Linked DNA regions of Homo sapiens: region 1 is linked to region 2. Evidence: read pairs that join two places in POLR2A ChIA-PET (ENCODE). Cell type or tissue: MCF 10A. All regions are shown on one strand. Links, peaks and the distances in the headings refer to the core of each region. The heading gives the core; the rest is flanking DNA.

Region 1 (12,430 bases), core at 4,989-7,488, 56 kb after region 2:
ATACCACAGGCTGATTAACCCAAATTTGAAAAGAACAGAAAAGTTTTTTCAGAGAAAGCAATATCTACAGAAAAACTTAAAGGGTAAGTAGGAACAAATAAACAGAAGAGGATAGGATAGAGGTATGGGAGACTGGAGAAGAGGCAGGGGAATTCAAACTTGAGAGAAACACATGGGCTTAGGTCTGTGTGAGCACACTTCCAAGGAAGAAGGCCTTAAGATGAATCTAAAAGCAAAAGCAGAAGCCAAATAATATAGTGTGATATAATGGGCAATGTGTGTCTTAATACAGGTAGTCCTCACATTGCACAGTTCTGATATGCAAAAATTTCAGATACCATGATTGTGCTAAATAACACCAGTCCCCCACAACACAGTTCAAATGCCAATGACCACAGTATTATTTATTAACTGTGAGTAACTGTATAAAGTACAAACTCTGCTAACTCATCAGTCCACAAATCACTATATAAATAACAGATGTGCATCATGATCAGGGACCAATCACATCAGTTCTGTCAGTGACTGGTCACTCACTGCACATTGTTATTCTTTAGTGCATGCACAGACAGGAAACCATGGAGTTGTGTTACCTCCCTGTCTCCCAATAATAAATCTGCAATACACTTTACAAACATGGACTTTGGCCCACAAATATTAAAGAGAAACAAAGAAATGAACAGTGGTAATGCAAGAAGTAAAATTCAAATCAAATGTAAATGAAGTACAGAAGAAATAGCTGACTGTGGGAATGATGACAATGCTGCTGTTCAACAGATTCTATGCAGCCAGACAAAGGTAGTGAACTTTTTGACAACAATGAGAAGAGTGGTTATGGCACAAGGATGAAAATGTCCCAGAAGAAGTGACACCAGCAAAGGAACTTTTGGAGATTTCACAACATTGGATAAAACATTGAAAGTTGATCCAAACTTAGGAGTATGGTAATTCACCTATGCATGAAAAAGATATTCGCTCCATATCCCATGTTATCGGATGAGAAGAAGACAAACACTGTTTAAGTTACTCTTAATATGTTTTTTACAAAGAAATATAACACTTTAATTCTCAATGTTTCTAATGTTTAAAATTACAGTGTACTACTCACTTTACTATTTTTTTCATTTCCCTATACTATTATAACTGACAATGAGAGTTTTCAATGTCTTGACAAAATTTTTTAAAACTCAATCGTAATTTTCCCATTGACTGAAACCATTTTGCACAGTTTCTGCTTGCACAATCATTTTTACAGACCCTCACTACCAGAGAAACCAGGGACTGCCCGTATTATCTTACAAGAAAATGCACTGTAGGGATCTAATAATTTGTAGACTCAGTAGAGACTACAATCCCTTCTGCAAAGTGTTCTTTCTTTACACTCTATTCATGAAGTTCAAATGGGAATAAGAGCTTTTATCTCCCTAAGATTCTATCTCCCTCACTCAAGACTGGATTAAGAATAGACAAAACGATGACAACAACAACAAAATAGGCCAATCATAGCATCTTCTTCCCTACCTACAGCTGACTGGTTCAGGGATGGACACCATCTGAGACAACCTAGTGAGTAACAGGCATTTGAAACACAGTAAATTGCACGAACTGACAGAGTAAACTGCATGAACTGGGGTCCAACCAGTCTCATTCATCTCATGATAGTAGAAATGTGAAGCTGTAATAAAACTGACAGCCATATGCTTTGTCACTTAAAGGAAAGCGGAGTGAGAAGAGAATGATGCCAGAATTCAGAGAGGAGAAAAAGGAAGGGGAAGAAAGTATTGGCAGTATTCCAAATCCTGCTTCCATGTGTTTCTGGGGCCCAGCTACACTCCAGTTATTTCTGCACTTACAAAACCTTCCAAGGCTTGCCCTTTGTTAAACCTAGTGTGAGCTGAGTTTCTGTTATCTACCATCAAGAGTCCTGAGTAATACCTATGAGACAATTAAGAGATTTAAGAAGATTTTAAAAAATTTTCAAGAGTTTTCAGAAGGATATCATTAGATTAAATAATAGGAAGACCATTCTGGATGAAATATGGAGAATGGCCTAGACTGGAAACACACAGCCTAGTTAGAAAACTGTTGCAGTAATCTATGAGAGTCAGTGATGGCCTAAACTAGGGAAGAGACTTAGAGATCTTAAAAAGTGAATTATTTTGTGAGACACTGGGAGGAAAAATCAAGAGGATTAAGTAGTTGATTAGATGTGAGCAGAAGGAGCCAGGTACAGTAGCTCATAACTGTAATCCTAACACTCTGGGAGGCCAAGGCAGGCAGATCACTTGAGGTCAGGAGTTTGAGACCAGCCTGGCCAACATGGTGAAACCGCATCTCTACTAAAAATAAAAATAAAAATTGGCTGGGCATGGTGGCGCATGCCTGTAATCCCAGCTACTAGGGAAGGTGAGGCAGGAGAATTGCTTGAACCTGGGAGGTGGAGGCTGCAGTAAGCTGAGATCACGCCACTGCACTCCGGCTGGGTGACAGAGCGAGACTCCGTCTAAATAAATAAATACATAAAAGCAAGCAGAAGAGAAAAATAAAAAATCAGTTCTCTTTGGGCATGTTAAGTTTCAGATATTTTAAAACACGCTACACAGAAATGTTCCACAAGCACCTAAATATTGGGTAGTCTCAATCTCTGGAGAGAATATGGGCTAAGGATAAAGGTTTAGAAATTATCAACATAAATATCACTGAAGCCATAGGAATAAATGACATGACCCAGGGAGAATCTACAGAGTTAAAAAAGAAATGAGCATAAGATATTTAAGAACCAGGCAGAGGAAAAGAAATCTATAAAGGAATCAAGTAATTAGAAGAATTGGAAAGAAAACCAAGGGTCGAGTCATAAAAACTGGCAAGGTCAAACACAAACGAACAAACAAACAGAAAAAAAAATACTACAGAAATGAAGTGGACAACATGACCAAATGTTTGTAAAATAAAAATTGAGAGGTGTCCATTAGTTTTCACAATAAAAGAGGCACTGATTAACCAGGCAAAAACAATTTTAGAATGGCAAAAGGCTACAACGGATTGAGGAGTGAGATGGAGGTGAGGAAGTGGGATTGGTAAATGTAGATAATTCTCTTTCTAAATAAAAGGAGAGCTAACACAGTAACTGGAGGGGGAGAGTAAGTTAAGGTTTTTGATTAAAAACCTGATCACATTTAAATGGTGATATAGGAGAAAAGGAGGCAAGAGGGAAAGAAGTACAAAAAAAGAAATAATGCGTAAATACTATCTTACAGAAGGTAGGAGTTGTTAGGATTCAGAATCTACATGGAAGAAACAGTTATAAATGAGAGAAATGTCTCTTTCCCAACACCACACAGGATGCATAGAAGGATGAATATGCAGTTACATTTGTAGATTTGGTAACAAGAATTAAAAGCCATATAATGGCTTTTATATAGAACAGGAGATCCTGAGAGTAAATGACAAAGGTAGCATGACAGAGAGTAAATAACAGAGGTTCTAGAAGACTGGGGAAATTCTGACACAGTTGCCACAGAGAAGGGAAGAGGGGGGTATCCTGGGGAACTGCTGGACATTACTGAGGCTGAAGACAATGAACTTTCAGTTGTGGGATCTTTTCCAGCAGCATTCAGTTTTCAGAATATGAACCTAAAAAAAGCAAACAGCATCAATGATCCCAGATTTGGATTCTGACAGGCGAGTAGAATGGAAGGGATGGAGTTAAAGATACTAGAAATAGACTGCATGAAATGACTGATGGACCAAGCTATCTGTCTAAGCTAGACTGGCTCTAAACTGCATCAGAAAGTAAACTAACAACAGAAGAGGGACAACATACAGAAAGAAAGCAGGGTCAGGAGACTGAAATGTCAAGAAGCAGGGACAGTGTGACTGACTAAATGAAAGAAGTTGACACTGGTGAGTAAGTGACATATTTGATTCTTAAGATTTCAGAGGTAGCCGGGCGCAGTGGGTCACGCCTGTAATCTTAGCACTTTGGAAGGCTGAGGCGGGCGGATCACCTGAGCTCAGGAGTTCGAGACCAGCCTGGCCAACATGATGAAACCACGTCTCTACTAAAAGTACAAAAAAATTAGCCGGGCATGGTGGTGTGTGCCTGTAATCCCAGCTACTCAGGAGGCTGAGGCAGAAGAATCATTTGAACCCAGGAGGCAGAAGTTGCAGTGAGCCGAGATCACGCCACTATACTCCAGCCTGGGTGACAGAATGGGACTCCGTCTAAAAAAAAAAAGATTTCAGAGGTAAACAGCTGGCATGCCACATACCCAAGGATGGCCTGGCCATCATCACCCAAGTGACCAACCCCAAAGAAGACAAGAGCCAGGTGCCGGGCATGGGCAAGAAAAATACCTGTTCACTACAGAGATAACTGAAATGACAGCCAAGCAAAAAGCAAAAAAAGTAAACAAAAGAACCATAAGGAGAGAGAGAGGCAGAACAAGATAGCCAAATAGAAGGCTCTCATCATCCTCCCCACAGGAACACCAAATTTAACAACTATCTAAACAAAAAAAACCTTCATAAGAATCAAAAACCAGGTGACTGATCACAGTACATGATTTTAACTTCATATTGCTGAAAGAGGCATGGAAGAGGGTAGCAAAGGCAATTCTGAAATTGCCAATACCCTTTCTGCAGCCCCCAGAAGTGGCCACATGTCAAAGGAAAGCACACGGCTTGAGAGAGGGACAACACAGTGATTGTGAGAATTTGCACTGAAACTCAGTGCTGCCAACACCAGGAAGAACTTAGCCGATGCCCAAAAAGAGGTCATTTACACATGTCCTGGCCAGAGGGCAACTGCTCATCCCAGTAGTCCAAACCTGAGTTTCAGCAATCCTTGACACCACAGGTTAAAGTGCTCTGAGTTCTTAAATAAACTTGAAAGGTCTTAAGTAAACTTGAAAGGCAGTCTAGGCCACAAGGACTGTAACGCCTAGGCAAGTCCTACTACTGTGCTGGGGCTCAAAGCCAGTGGACTTGGAGGGCATGTGAACTAGTGAGACATCCTGTGGGGAGGATGATGAGAGCCTTCTATCTGGCGATCTTGTTCTGCCTCTCTCTCTCCTTATGGTTATTTTGTTTACCAAGGCAGCTAAGGGAAGGCTTGTGAAACCCCTCTCCAAGTCCCAGGCAGTGCAGCTTGCAGGTCCGAAAGAGACCCTTTCCCTCTGCTTGAGGAGAGGAGAGGGGAAAGTAAAGATAACTCTGTCTTTCAACTTAGATACCATCTCAGGGACAGGAAGACAGGGAACTGGGCAGAGTAATGAGGCCCTCATTCCAGGCCCTAGCTCCCAGACAACATTTCTAGACACACCCTGGGCCAGAAGGAAACCCACTGCCTTTAAAGGAAGGACCCATCCTGGCAGGATTCATCGTCTGCTGACTAAAGAGACTTTGGACTGAATAAAACAGCAGCAGTAACCAGGTATTCACACAGTAGGTCTTGGGTAAGACTGAGGTATGCCGGCCTCAGGTGTGTCTAGCACATTCACTGCTCTGATGGCTACAAAGAGAGACTTCTTCTGCTTCAAAAAAGCAGAAGAAAAGGTAAAGGGGATGTCGTCTTACAGCTCAGGTACCGGCTTGGCCAGTGGGGTAGAGGACCAAGAGGGCTTTTGGGGTCCCCAATTCCAGGCCTTGGCTCTTAGATGCCATTTCTAGACCTACCCTGGGCCAAAGGGGAGTGCATTGCCCTGAAAGGTGAGTTGCAGGCCTGGCACCATTCACCACAAGCTGACTAAGGAGGCCTTGGGCTTAAGTAAACATTGACAGTAGTAGTTAGATTGATAGAGTCTAGCAGCACTCCCATGGGCTTATGGTGGTAGTTGACACGGAGAGAGGCTCTTTTGCCTGGGGAAAAGGAAGAGTGGTAAGGATTTTGTCTTGTGGTATAGGTGCCAGCTCAGCCACAGTAGAATAAAACACCAGGTAGATTTCTAAGGTTTCCAACTCCTGGTCCTGGCTCCTGGATGGCATCTCTGGAACCACCCCATATCCAGGGGAACTTGCCACCCTGAAGGGAAGGACACAAGCCTGGCTGGCTTCACCACCTGCTGATTATAGAGCCCTAACATAGTCAGTAGCCAGATAGTGGTTACAGTGGGCCTTGGATGAGACCCAGCGCCTGTGCTGGCTTCAGGTCTGACTCAGCACACTCCTACTCCTGGTGGCCAAAGGGTTATTTGTGTCACCCCTCCCCCAGCTCCAGGAAGCTCAGCACAGAGAGAGACTCCATTTGATTGGAGGAAAGTGGGAGAAGAGAACAGGAGACTCTACCTGGTAATCCAGAGAATTCTTCCAGATTTTATCCAACACCACCAAGGAGGTACCTCTGTAAGTCTGCAAGAACCACAGCGTTACTAGGCTTGCAGTACCCCTTAATGCAAATATGGCTGCATTGACCAAAAACATAGATGATACCCAAATCCCTTCGAATACCAGGAAAGGCTTCCCAAGGACAGGAAACAAACAAGCCCAGAATGCAAACACTACAATAAATAACTCTTCAATACCCAGACACTGAAAAACATCCACAAGCATCAAGACCATGAAGGGAAACATGGCTCACCAAACAAACTAAATAAAGCACGAGGGACCAATCCTGGAGAAACAAAGATATGTGACCTTTCAGATGGAGAATTCAAAATAGCTGTATTAAGAAAACTCAAAGAAATTCAAGATAACACAGAGAAGGAATAAAGAATCCTATCAGATAAATTTAACAAAGAAGCTGAAATAATTAAAAGAATTAAGCAAAAATTCTGGAGTTCAAAAATGCAACTGACATATAGAAGAATGCATTAGAGTCTCTTAATAGTAGAAGTGATCAAGTAATAGAAAGAATTACTAAGCTTGAAGACAGGCTATTTGAAAATACACAGAAAAGACAAAAGAACAAAATAACAAAACACAACTAAAAGATTGAAAAAATAGCCTTGAAAGGGCAAATCTAAGAGTTACTGGCCTTAAAGAGGAGGCAGAGAGACAGATCAGGATAGAAAGTTTATTCAAAGGGATAATAACAGAGAACATCCCAAACCTAGAGAAAGGTATCAATGTTCAAGTACAAGAAGATTAGGAACACCAAGCAGATTTAACCTAAGGATGACTACCTGAAGAAATGTAATAATTAAACTCCCAAAGGTCAAGGATACCAAGAAAGGATCCTAAAAGCACCAAGAAAAAAGAAACAAATGACATACAATGGAGCTCCAACGCATCTGGCACCAGATTTTTCAGTGGAAACCTTACAGGTCAGGAGAGACATAGGATATAAAGTGCATGACATATTTAAAGCGCTGAAGGAAAAAAACTTTCACCCTAGAGTAGTATATCCAGCAAAAATACCCTTCAAACATGAAGGAGAAATAAGGACTTTCCCAGGCAAACAAAAGCTGAGGGATTTCATGAACACCAGACCTACTGTACAAGAAATGTTAAAGGTAGTTCTTCAATCTGAAAGAAAAAGGAAAAACCCTATATTCATCAGACATAAAGAACACTGAAAACGAGAACTGAAGGAGATAGAGACACACACAAAAAAAACCTTCAAAAAAGCAATGGATCCAGGAGCCGATTTTTTTTTTTGAAAAGATTAGCAAAATAGACCACTAGCCAGACTAATAAAGAAGAGAGAGAAGAATCAAATAGACACAATAAAAAATGATAAAGGGGATATCATCACTGATCTCACAAAAACACAAACTACTATCAGAGAATACTATAAACACATCTACTGAAATAAACTAGAAAATCTAGAAGAAATGGATAAATTCCTGGACACCCTCTCAAGACTAAACCAGGAAGAAGTTGAATCCCTGAATAGGCCAATAACAAGTTCTGAAATTGAGGCAGTAATTAATAGCCTACCAACCAAAAAAAGCCCAGGACCAGAAGGATTCACAGCCAAATTCTACCAAAGGTACAAAGAGGAGCTGGTACCATTCCTTCTGAAACTATTCCAAACAACAGAAAAAGAGGAACTCCTCCCAAACTCATTTTATGAGTCCAGCATCATCCTGACACCAAAACCTGGCAGAGACACAACAAAAAAAGAAAATTTCAGGCCAATATCCCTGATGAACATCGATGCGAAAATCCTCAAAAAAATACTGGCAAACCGAATCCAGCACATCCACCATGATCAAGTCGGCTTCATCCCTGGAATGCAAGGCTGGTTCAACATACACAAATCAATAAACATAATCCATCACATAAACAGAACCAATCACAAAAACCACATGATTATCTCAATAGATGCAGAAAAGGCCTTCAATAAAATTCAACACCCCTTCATGCTAAAAACTATCAATAAACTAGGTATTCATGGAATCTATCTCAAAATAATAAGAGTTATTTATGACAAACCCACAGCCATTATCATACTGAATGGGCAAAAAGCATTCCCTTTGAAAACTGACACAACACAAGGATCCCCTCTCTCACCACTCCTATTCAACACAGTATTGTAAGTTCTGGCCAGGGCAATCAGGCAAAAGAAAGAAATAAAGCGTATTCAAATAGGAAGAGAGGAAGTCAAACTGTCTCTGTTTGCAGATGACATGATTGTATATTTAGAAAACCCCATCATCTCAGCCCAAAATCAACTTAAGCTGATAAGCAACTTCAGCAAAGTCTCAGGATACAAAATCAATGGCAAAAATCACAAGCATTACTATACACCAATAACAGACTAACAGTCAAATCATGAGTGAACTCCCATTCACAACTGCTACAAAGAGAATAAAATACCTAGGAATACAATTTACAAGGGATGTGAAGTACCTCTTCAAAGAGAACTACAAACCACTGCTCAAGGAAATACGAGAGGACACAAACAAATGCAAAAACATTCCATGCTCATGGATAGGAAGAATCAATATCGTGAAAATGGCCATACTGCCCAAAGTAATTTATAGATTCAGTCCTATCCCCATCAAGCTACCATTGACTTTCTTAACAGAATTAGAAAAAAAAATACTTTAAATTTCATATGGAAACAAAAAAGAGCCTATATAGCCAGACAATCCTAAGCTAAAAGAACACAGTTGGAGGCATCAAACTGCCTGGCTTCAAACTATACTACAAGGCTACAGTAACCAAAACAGCAAGGTACTGGTACCAAAACAGATATATAGACCAATGGAACAGAACAGAAGCCTCAGAAATAACACCACACATCTACAACCATCTGATCTTTGACAAACCTGACAAAAACAAGCAATGAAGAAAGGATTCCCTATTTAATAAATGGTGTTGGGAAAACTGGCTAGCCATATGCAGAAAACTGAAACTGGACCCCCTCCTTACACCTTATACAAAAATCAAATAAAGATGGATTAAACACTTAAACGTAAGACCCAAAACCATAAAAACCCTAGAATAAAACCTAGGCAATACCATTTAGGACACAGGCATGGGCAAAGACTTCACGACTAAAACACCAAAAGCAATGGCAACAAAGCCAAAATTGACAAATGGGATCTAGTTAAACTAAAGAGCTTCTGCACAGCAAAAGAAACTATCATCAGAGTGAACAGGCAACCTACAGCATGGGAGAAAATTTCTGCAATCTATCCATCTGAGAAAGGGCTAATATCCAGAATCTACAAGGAAGTTAAACAAATTTACAAGAAAAAAACAAACAACCCCATCAAAAAGTGGGCGAAGGATACAAACAGATCCTTCTCAAAAGAAGACATTTATGCAGCCAACAAACATATGAAAAAAAGCTCATCATCACGGGTCATTAGAGAAATGCAAATCAAAACCACAATGAGATACCATTTCATGCTAGTTAGAATGGTGATCATTAAAAAGTCAGGAAACAACAGGTGCTGGAGAGGATGTGGAGAAACAGGAACACTTTTACACTGTTGGTGGGAGTGTAAATTAGTTCCACCATTGTGGAAGACAGTGTGGTGATTCCTTAAGGATCTAGAACCAGAAATACCATTTGACCCAGCAATCCCATTACTGGGTATATACCCAAAGAATTATAAATCATTCTGCTATAAAGACACATGCACACGTTTGTGTATTGCAGCACTATACACAATAGCAGAGACTTGGAACCAACCGAAATGCCCATCAGTGATAGACTGGAAATACTATCACCATGAAATACTAGGCAGCCATAAAAAAGGATGAGTTCATGTCCTTTTCAGGAACATGGATGAAGCTGGAAACCATCATTTTCAGCAAACTAACACAGGAACAGAAAACCAAACACTGCATGTTCTTACTCATAAGTGGGAGTTGAACAATGAGAACACATAGACACAGGGGAGGGGAATATCACAAACCAGGACCTGCTGGGGAGTGGGGGACTGGGGGAGGGATAGCATTAGGAGAAATACCTAATGTAGATGATGGATTGAGGGTGCAGCAAACCACCATGGCACATGTATACCTATGTAACAAACCCACATGTTCTGCACATGTATCCCAGAACTTAAAGTATAATTAAAAAAAAACAAACAACAACAACAACAAAAACACTGAAAACCAATAAGCTAAGCATTCAGAAACTTGGGGGGAAAAACAATAAATCCAAACACATGAAAAGGAAGGAAATAGTCAAGAGCAGAAATCAACAAAATAGACAACAATGACAAATTAACAAAATATAAGCTAGTTCTTTGAAAAAATTAATAAAACAACCAAACTTCTAACTGGATACTAATGGAGGTTAGTAGGGTACCAATTATTACTCTAAAAATTGATAAAGAGTAAGCATTTATCCTACTTTTCCAATTTGAACTATCTATCAGAATAACTAAATAGACCTAACGGATGGAGTAAAGCAATTCTACAAAAAAGAATCAAACTTAAAAATACAGAAGAAATGAGAGAATTCGAGAATAACCATGTTGTAACCCATAATTAAGTAACTGATTCAAGAAATAAATAAATGGTAAAACCAAAGAGTAAGTTTGTTGGACACAGTATCGGTGGACATTAACTGAACCCATTAAAAGTGAAGCAATCCTATCTTACATATCCACTGATGTGATGCAATGGAATGTACATGGCATCACTAAAGTCTTCTTGCACCACTCCCCGCAACAGGAAAAAAAAAAAAAAAAAACTAAATCTAATTGAGCCTATAGATCAAACACTGTGACTACCAAAAATACAAATGTGAGGATTAAAATACAAGACACTACAAGGAAACCACAACAAAATCCAGAATGTGAACAAATGATCCAGTTTCCTCAACAAGTCAATGGCAAGGAGAAAAAAATGGTGAGGAGGGATCTTCCAGATCAGCAGTTGACAAATGATGGCCTGTGGACAAAAGTATACCTGTTTTTGTATGCCCCTCATACTAAGAAAGGTTTTACATTTTTAAAGGGTTTTTTAGAAAGAAGAATAAGCAACAGAGACTTAGCATGGTATACAAAGCCTAAAATATTTACTACCTAACACTTTACAGAAAAAAATGTGTCAACCCTTATTCTAGATTACAAGACATTTAGAAAAGCTTGAGATGTAGGAACCAAATAGGAGTACAACTTGTTTAGATACCAATTAGAACAACTGCACTATATATTTTTACCCAATAGGGAAAATTTTTATTATGGAGTAGTTATTAGATGATATTAACCAATTATTGTTAATTTTGTAATATTATAGTTTTGTATGGAAGTGATTTTTTTTTTATTTCTATCTTTTATAGAGACATGGTCTTGCACTGTCACCCAGGCTGGAGTGTCGGGGCACAATCATATTTCACTGTAGCCTTGAACTCTTGGCTCCAGGAATCCTCCCACCTCAGCCTCCCGAGTTAGCTAGGACCATAGGCTCGCTACTTTTTTTTCTTTTTTTGGTACAGACAGGGTCTTTCTGGCCAGGTGCATAATTTCAGCAATTTGGGAGGCCGAGGTGGGCAGATCACTTGAGGTCAGGAGTTTGAGACCAGCCTGGCCAACATGGCAAAACCCCATGTTGGGAGTCTCCACTAAAAACACAAAAATTAGCCAGGCATGATGGTGGATGCCTGTAATCCCAGCTACCTGGGAGGATGAGGCACAAGAATTCCTTGAACTGAAGAAGTGGAGATTGCAATGAGCCAAGATCACGCCACTGCACTCCAGCCTAGGTGACAAAGTGAGACTCCATCTCAAAAAAAAGAAAGAGAGAGAGACAGTGTTTTTCTATGTTGCCCAGGTTCATCTCCAACTCCTGGCCTCAAGTGATCCTCCCACCTCCACCTCCCAGAGAGCAAGAATTACAGGCATGGGCCACCTCACCCACTCTATAAGACATTTCTTAAAAAGATAAGGCAAAAAAAAAAATATGGCAAAATATGGATAGTTGTTAAAGTTGAGTAATGGGTGCTTGCAAGTTTTTTACACTCTCTTATGTATGCTTGGAAATTTTCAATATCAAAAGTTAATTAAAAAGACAAACCTCTAGC
Region 2 (8,601 bases), core at 4,568-7,067:
AGCTTGGGCAACAAAGCGAGATCCCATCTCTACAGATATTTAAAAATTAGCCAGGTGTGCTGGTGTGTACCTGTAGTCTTAGCTACTTTGGGAGGCTGAGGCAGGAAGGATCACTTGAGCCCAGGATTTGAGGCTGCAGTGAACTATGATTGTGTTGGCTGGGCGTGGTGGCTCACGCCTGTAATCCCAGCACTTTGGGAGGCCGAGGCGGGCGGATCCCGAGGTCAGGAGTTCGAGACCAGCCTGACCAACATGGTGAAACCCCGTCTCTTCTAAAAATACAAAAATTAGCCGGACGTGGTGGCACACGCCTGTTATCCCAGCTACTAAGGAGACCAAGGCAGGAGAATCGCTTGAACCCGGGAGATGGAGGTTGCAGTGAACTGAGATCGTGCCACTGAACTCCAGCTGGGTGACAGAGTGAGACTCCGTCTCAAAAAACAAAACAAAACAAAACAAAAAAAAACTATGATTGTGCCACTGCACTCCAGCCTAGGCAATAGTGTGAGACTCTGTCTCTAAAAACCATAATGAATACAAATGAATAAAAAATAAAATATATTTAGAAATATTGCTTTTATACAGTAGTAGTAGTAGTAGTAGTAGTAGCAGTAGTAGTAGTAGTAATAGTAGTAGAGATGTAGTCTCACTCTGTCGCCCAGGCTGGAGTGCAGTGGCATGATCTCGGCTCCCTCCACTTGCCAGTTTCAAGCAATTCTCCTGCCTAGGCCACCCAAGTAGCTGGGATTATAGGTGCACGCCACCACGCCCAGCTAATTTTTGTATTTTTAGTAGAGACAAGGATTCACCATGTTGGCCAGGCTGGTCTTGAACTCCTGACCTCAAGTGATCCACCCACCTCGGCCTCCTAAAATGCTGGGATTACAGGTGTGAGCCACTGCAACTAGTCAATGCTATATTATTTTTTACCTTTTTTTTTTTTTAGATGGAGTTTTGCTCTGTTGCCCAGGCTGGAGTGCAGTGGTGCAATCTCGGCTCACTGTAACCTCCACTTCCCAGGTTCAAGCAATTCTCCTGCCTCAGCCTCTTGAGTAGCTGGGACTACAGGCGCCCACCACCATGCCCAGCTAATTTTTGTGTTTTTAGTAGAGACAGGGTTTCACCATGTTGCTCACACTGGTCTTGAACTTCTAAGTTCAAGTGATCCATCTGCCTCAGCCTCCCAAATTGCTGGGACTACAGGTGTGAGCCACCACGCCCAACGATTTTTTAACAATTTTATTCAAACTTTTCCAGCTTACACTAGTTTGGTCTGTTTTGATGTTTATGTAAAAAGAATCAGACTGTATATATTCTTTCATGTTTTGTTTCTTTCATTCAACATTTTTAAAAGTTCATCCACATTGTTGCTAGTAGCCTCATGATATGGGTATTCAACGTTATGACTTTACCACAGTTTATCTGTCCATTCAATTGCTGATGAACATTTGTGCTGTTTCTAGTTTGGGCTATACAAAGAACTCTACTATGAACGTTCTTAAACATGGATAGATTCTCCAAAGTATATATCTGAGAGAGGAACTGCTGGGTCCTTCAGTTTTTATACCAAACAATTTTTCCAAGTAGTTTTTCAATTTATAGTCCTACTAACAGTGTGTAAGAGTTCCTGTTCCTTTACATCTGCACCAATATTTAGCACTTAGTATAATCAGACTTTTAAAAACTTTGGTGAATGCGGTGTTTCCCAAACATGATTCTAATTTGAGTTTCCCTATTAATAAAATTAGGCACCTTTCCATGTATTTATTGACCATATATTGATTTCCTCTTTTGTGAAGTGTTTTTTCTTTTGTTTTTAGAGAAAGGGTCTCACTCTGTCACTCAGGATGGAGCACAGTGGTGTGCTCATAGCTCACTGTAACCTCGAACTTTCTGGGCTCAAGTGATCCTCCCGCCTCAGCTTCTGGAACAACCAGGATTACACATGCACACCACCATACCCAGCTACTTTTTTGTTGTTTTTTTTTCGTAGAGACAGAGTCTCACTTACGTTGCCCAGGCTGGTGAAATTATTTTTCTTCTGTCCATTTTTCTACTGTATTGTCTTCTAACTGAATTTGCAATATTTGCAAATATTCTCTCCCCTTGTACAGGTTAAATAGTTGCAAAACATACAGGTAAAATATCCATAAATATTTCCTCCCATTCTACAGGTTGTCTCTTCACTCTGCTGCTTGTTTCCTTTGCTGTGTAGAAGCCTTTTATTAGATTGGTGCAAAAGAGAGATTTTTGCTGTTTAAAAGAAAAAAAGGCAAAAGCCACAATTACTTTTGCACCAACCTAACAGTTTAATCTAGCCCCATTTGTCTATTTTTGTTTTGTTGCCTATGCTTTTGAAGTCTTAGCCATAAGATCTTTGCCTAGACTAAAGTCGAGAAGCATCCTCCCCTCATTTTCTTCTAGTAGTTTTATAATTTGGGGTCTTACATTTAAGTCTTTAATCCACTATGAGTTTGATTTTTTTATTATGTGATTGATAGTGGTCTAGTTTCATTCTTCTGCATATGGATATCCAGTTTTCCCAGCACTATTTATTGAAACAGGTGTCCTTTCCCCCATGTAGGTTCTTGACACCTCTGTCAAATTTAGTTGACTATGAACACATGGATTTATCTCTGCTATTTTCTAATACCTTTACAGGTTTCTATATAGGACTTTAGTCTACTTAAATGTGGCTACTTCGTAGGAGTTCAAATGTATACCCAATGTCCCAGTAGCATTTCTTGAAAAGCTGACTCCTTCCCCATTCTGCAGAGCCATGCTCACAAATCAAGTGTCCACAGACGTATAGATCAGTTTGGGGATCTCTGTTCTGTTCCATGGGTCTACTGATTTGGTGTTATAAGTCAAGACATATGATAGGGCTCTCCAACCTTGTTCTTCTTCTAAAGTGTGTTACCTACTTGGTCCTATGCGTGTTTATATAAATTATAGATTCAGCTTCAAGGTATACACACATACACAACCTGTTTGATTTGGATTGGGACTGTATTATAGCTAGAAATCAACTTGGGGATAAATTTACATCTTTACAATATTGCGGTTTCTAAACAATGAATACGATTTCTATTTTCTTGGGTCTTCTTTAATATCTCTCAATAAAAGTTTACAATTTTCTCTATAATGGTCATGCATACACATACTCTACTAGGTTTATTCCCAGATACTGATTCTAAGTACCTTTAGCATCATCCTTTAAACTGCTGCTAGAGTTGGATTTCTGAAACCTAAATCTGATTAGGTTTCATTGTTTAAAATCTATCAGTGTCTCTTTCCCCCTGCTTAGATGATCAAGTCCAAATTCCTTATCATGACACATTCGGCCATAACTTATCTTTCTAGTCTCACTCTCTTGCATGTACTGTACCTTCAAGATACTCCAAACATTACCAGCTGATTCCCTCTTTCATGCCTCTTGTACATGCCAGTCCCTCCAACTGGAATGATCTCCTTATCTATCTCCTGCCGATTTCTATTAATCTTTCAAGATTAGACAAATGATACCTTCCTAAGAAAGGCTTCCCTGTTTCCCTAAGAAGAACCAGCCGTCCCTTTCTTTCAGCTGGATCTTCAAAAATGGGTAATATGGAAGGGCATTTAAAGTAGAAGAAAAGAGTATAAACAAAGGCATTGGAGCAAAAGAATATAGGGGATTCAATTTTGCTAAAGTATGAAAGGAAGTAGTAAGAAATAATACCGGTAAGTTATATTGGTATCAAAGCACACAGTGATTTTCAGAGGGTTCCATATTAAACAATAAAGATTTCCTAAGTTAACAAAGACAGAAAAACCAAAGGATTTTAGATATGGTCAAACGTGTACTTTAGGAAGATTAACGTGGCTATGTTACATAAGATAAACTGATAGAGAGCAGGAGGAGGATGGGAATCCAGGAGACTAGATAGGAAACTTAGTACAGTTCAAATAAGAGGCAATGAAAACTGAACTAAGGAAACAGTAAAGGGAATGAAGAGGAAGACATGAGTTAGACACCAAATAGGAAAAACGTACAGAATCTGGGAACTAAAAACATGTGTAAGGCAGGGCATGGTGACTCACACCTGTAATCCCAGCACTTTGGGAGGCTGAGGCAGACGGATCACTTGAACTTAGTTCAAGACCAGCGTGAGCAACACGGTGAAACCCCATCTCTACTAAAAATACAAAAATTATCTGGGTGTGGTGGTGCACACCTGTAGTTCTCAGGAGGCTGAGGTGGGAGGAATGCCTGAGCCCAGAAGGCAGAAGTTGCAGTGAGCTGAGATCACGCCACCGCACTCCAGCCTGGGTGACAGAGAGACTCCATCTCCAAAAAAAAAAGATGTGTAGTGAGAGCATGGGAGAGAAAATCTAAGAGGTAATGGTAAAATTTCAAGCATGGCTGAAATGACTGTAGTATCATTAACAGAATTACACGTTGGTTCTGAAAAGATGATAGATCAGATGGTGACGTCCAACTGGGTATTAGAAAGGTACAACTAAAGGTCAGACTACATTTAGGCAGGCAGATCACGAGGTCAAGAGATCGAGACCATCCTAGCCAACATGGTGAAACCAGTCTCTACTAAAAATACAAAAACTAGCTGGGCTAGGTGGCGTGTGCCTGTAGTCCCAGCTACTAGGGAGGCTGAGGCAGGAGAACTGCTTGAACCCGGGAGGCGGAGGTTGCAGTGAGCCAAGATGGCACCACTGCACTCCAGCCTGGGCGACAGCGACAGACCAAGACTCCATCTCAAAAAAGAAAGAAAGAAAGAAAGAAAGAAAAAGAGAAACATTTATATATAGGTAAAGATTAAAATAATAGGTTCTGTGGAGACTGGCAAGAGGAAAATTGAGGACAGAGCTTAGAAAACACCTATATTTATGTGTATAGAGATAAAGGAGGATTGTGTAGGATGAAAATGTAGTGATAGGACTGAAACAGTTAAGAGAATAATATGCAATAATGAATGCCAAAGGCAAAGAATTTCTAAAGGGAAGAATGCTGCAGAGGAGGTCAAGAAGACTGAGGAGTGAGATGTCTCTGTTAACAATGAGATCACTGGCCAGGCATGGTGCTCACTCACGCCTGTAATCTCAGCACTTTGGGAGGCCAAGGCAGATGGATTACCTGAGGTCAGGAGCTCAAGACCAGCCTGGCCAACGTGGTGAAACCCCATCTCTACTAAAACTACAAAAAAATTAGCTGGGTGTCATGGTGGGCACCTGTAATCCCAGCTACTTGGGAGGCTAAGGCAGGAGAATCGCTTGAACCTGGGAGGTGGAGGCTGCAGTGAGCCAAAATCACACCACTGCACTCCAGCCTGGGTGACAGAGCAAGATTCCATCACAGAAAAAAAAAAAAAAAAAATCCAGTCACTGATAACCAGCAGGTGGAACAGTAATTAAGGAACAGTTTTTAAAACAGAATGGAGGCATGCCAGGGGTTTATGGGATGATTCTTTGGAAAATTTCAGACTACCATTTATTTAATTGAATCCTTTGTTATATTTCTATTTTTTATACATGTACTTGTAATGTATGTACTATATTAGTGGTTAGAGAAGATGATCTATCTGGATTTCTGCTGAACTTGTTGCTATTTAGACAAACTATAATAAATAATTCATCCAAAAGTGATAGCTGAAATTAAGTGCTCAAGTATTACAACACAAAAACACTTTCTGAAACATGATCTTCAGGAAATACTAACTTCAATCTCTAATAGTAAAAATATAATAAGGTCTTCAGTATCCCAGCAGACTGTGCTTTGACTACAGATTCTATATCTGTCATAATAAAAATTAATATTTTAAAAAATAGACCAAATATAAGCTTTCTCACACATCTTAATTTCCTTTACAATAGTACTAGTAGAAATAAGGCAATCTACTAACTGCAAAATGGTTTTACTAATTATAAAGTTACTTTGAAATTAAAGATCAAGAAACTAAATTATTTTTCTGTTACTAATGAAAAATTCAAAACAAATTAACAATGATATTCAAAGCAGAAATATTTCCACAATCTCATGTGTACATTCTATGCCAGTTTTATAGCCAACAATTAAACTTTAAATAAAATTCATGTACAGAAGTACCATGAAATGAAATTTGCTCAGAATGACAGATTAATTCAAGTTAATTAAAAGCTAGTTTATACAAAGTTTACTTACCTAAATAACTACTACAAGTGACCCAAAAATTAGGTTTTAAGGAATATTTGTAATGCTTTATAATACAAAATGAGGAAGAGCATGATATAACTTAAAGACGTGGAAAAATGCAACTGTCTTAAACTAAGTTAAATGTTAACAGATCTAGTCTTTTTGAGATATTTAATGACAAATTTCAAATAACACAGCTATTCATATACTGTATGATGAAAACACTGATTCGCATATGCTAAAAATACCATCTCTACTTTTCTTATATTTAAATTTAACAAAATAAATTTATAAATACATTGACTAATGTAATTTTCTGTGATGACAAATGGCTAGAAGTGACTGCTTAAATAATCAGAACTCAAAATGGACAGATTAAGGTCAGCATCTGACAATTTATCTCTAAATGCAGAAATAAGGGCCCTCGGAGTTTACCATAGGCTATACTATATATTTTTCTAAGTTAATCTGAAAATGCTGATTCTTTTCAGCTTATTATCTTATAATGATTCTTTAAATTGACTTACCAAGATTTACATCTGGTAGTATCTTATCAAGAAATTGTGTTTCCCCACCATTAGGGGAAAGAAAGTCTGCCAGAAGTTGACTATTACTCAGTTCTGGATGCTGCAGAAGTTTCTTGAATGAACAAAAAAAACGGAAAACACAGTTTAGAAATCTAGAGGAGTAGTCAAAACTGTATTTTAATTTCTTTAAATTTTAAATCCCCAAAAGCTACTTTATATTTAAAATAATAACAAAGCAACTGCATTTTTAGAGGGAAGAATATAGGATAGTAGGTAAGACCTTGGCCTTTATAGTCAGATATGAATGGGTTCGAATCCTGGCTCTTCCACATGCTAGCTAAGTGCCACTAGAAAAGTTCCTAAATTGCCCAAGAGTCAGTTTCCTAACTTATAAAATGAGAATAATGACACTACCTATAGTATTGTTATATAAAGCATTTAGCACAGTATCTGACACACAGGAAGTAAAACTAAACATTAGCTACTATTATTTCCAGTTTCTCAACTATAGAAAAAAATGATAGCATGATACAGCTGTCCTGATAAATTTTTAAAAGTCGGCATAAAGGGTTTTGCAGAAAACTAGATGGGGAAATGTGAAATAACTTGAAAAATCTGTTGTCTGTTCTTCCTGCAACACTGTTTTCTAATAAGATAACATGGGCTGGGTGCGGTGGCTCATGCCTGTAATCCCAGCACTTTGGGAAGCTGATACAGTGGATCACCTGAGGTCAGGAGTTCGAGACCAGCCTAGCCAACATGGCAAAACCCCGTCTGTACTAAAAATACAAAAATTAGCCAGGAGTGGCAGTGGGTGCCTGTAATCCCAGCTACTTGGGAGGCCGAGGCTGGAGAATCGGTTGAACTCGGGAGGTGGAGGTTGCAGTGAGCTGAGATCGTGCCGTTGCGCTCCAGCCTAGATGACAAGAGCAAAACTCTGTCTCAAAAAATAAAAAAAATTAAAAAAAGACTTTTAAAAGCCAAAATTAACCCAGTCTTAATAGTTTCCTAACTATGAAAGTCACAAAACTTTATAAGCAGAAATCTACATTAAAAATTTAATTTAAATCCATATTACAAGAAAATATTTCTTCCAGAGTGAAGTACTCTAGTTTGTAGAAATAATTAGCTGGTTCAAATAATGAGTTAATAGTATCAACAAAAACATAGCTTTGTGTTTTAACCAAACATCCTTGCAGTAGTTAATTATTATTTCATATTTCAATTTTCATATCACCAAAAATTTATACAGAAGATACCTATATATATATATTTTTTTTTCAACTTAGGGTTGAAAGCATTCAACAGTTCAGAGACAGGAAATAAAGTGTAAATACTCCTTTATACTGCTGAGTATTTTTAATTTAAAAGTCTTTCTTTTTGGCTAGGAAGCATCCAAATTTAACTGAATGAAAAATTCTTAAAAAATATAAAATTCCATGCCCAAATAAAGTATTTTTTTAACAAATTGAAAGTATCCTCCCTTGTAAGCACTTGATAAAGAAAGATGTTTATTAGTCTTGGAGAGCCTGATGTCTCAAGTAACTTTTATGATGACTGTACCATGTATTTAAATAATACACCCATACATTTTAACATAATGTAACGTGCACACACTGAGAAAAATGGAATTCAACTCCACGTAGCAAATAGTAGAGTTGATCCCAGGAAATTGGAAAAATATCTATAAACCCAAAAGAAAAGGGACTGAGGAATAACATAGGAGAGAAGACTCCAAAGTTCAGAAAAAGCTAAACACAAAAATCAAACAGAAAACAGAACAAACAGTAACAAATATTCTAAGAATACTATCCAGTATTCTTCAAATGCATCTAATCTTTTACACCAAGTTCCTTTTTTTAATGTCCTATACAAAGTTGTAACTAGCCTAAAACTAAGTAAAGATTT

The links. ChIA-PET counts read pairs that join two places held together with the same protein. Peaks named below come from ENCODE experiments on the same cell type or tissue, not always from the same donor. Only the 100,000 strongest peaks of a DNase experiment are listed, where the experiment ranks them.
Region 1: POLR2A ChIA-PET joins it to region 2 with 5 read pairs; 7 of 35 experiments call an interaction of 5 or more read pairs at or near these places.

The regions. Positions count from the first base shown.
Region 1 is chr6:85,574,911-85,587,340 of GRCh38, forward strand. The region is part of intron 1 of SNX14 (sorting nexin 14); the gene reads right to left. Among named protein-coding and RNA genes, the nearest start is that of SNX14, 13 kb to the right of the region's middle. In MCF 10A, for the core only: no CTCF peak of the experiment used is centred there; DNase peaks (open chromatin) are centred at 5,741 and 6,161.
Region 2 is chr6:85,519,433-85,528,033 of GRCh38, forward strand. SNX14 (sorting nexin 14) reads right to left here. Exons shown (of 29, transcript NM_153816.6): 21 at 6,694-6,805. Among named protein-coding and RNA genes, the nearest start is that of SNX14, 70 kb to the right of the region's middle. In MCF 10A, for the core only: no CTCF peak of the experiment used is centred there; no DNase peak of the experiment used is centred there.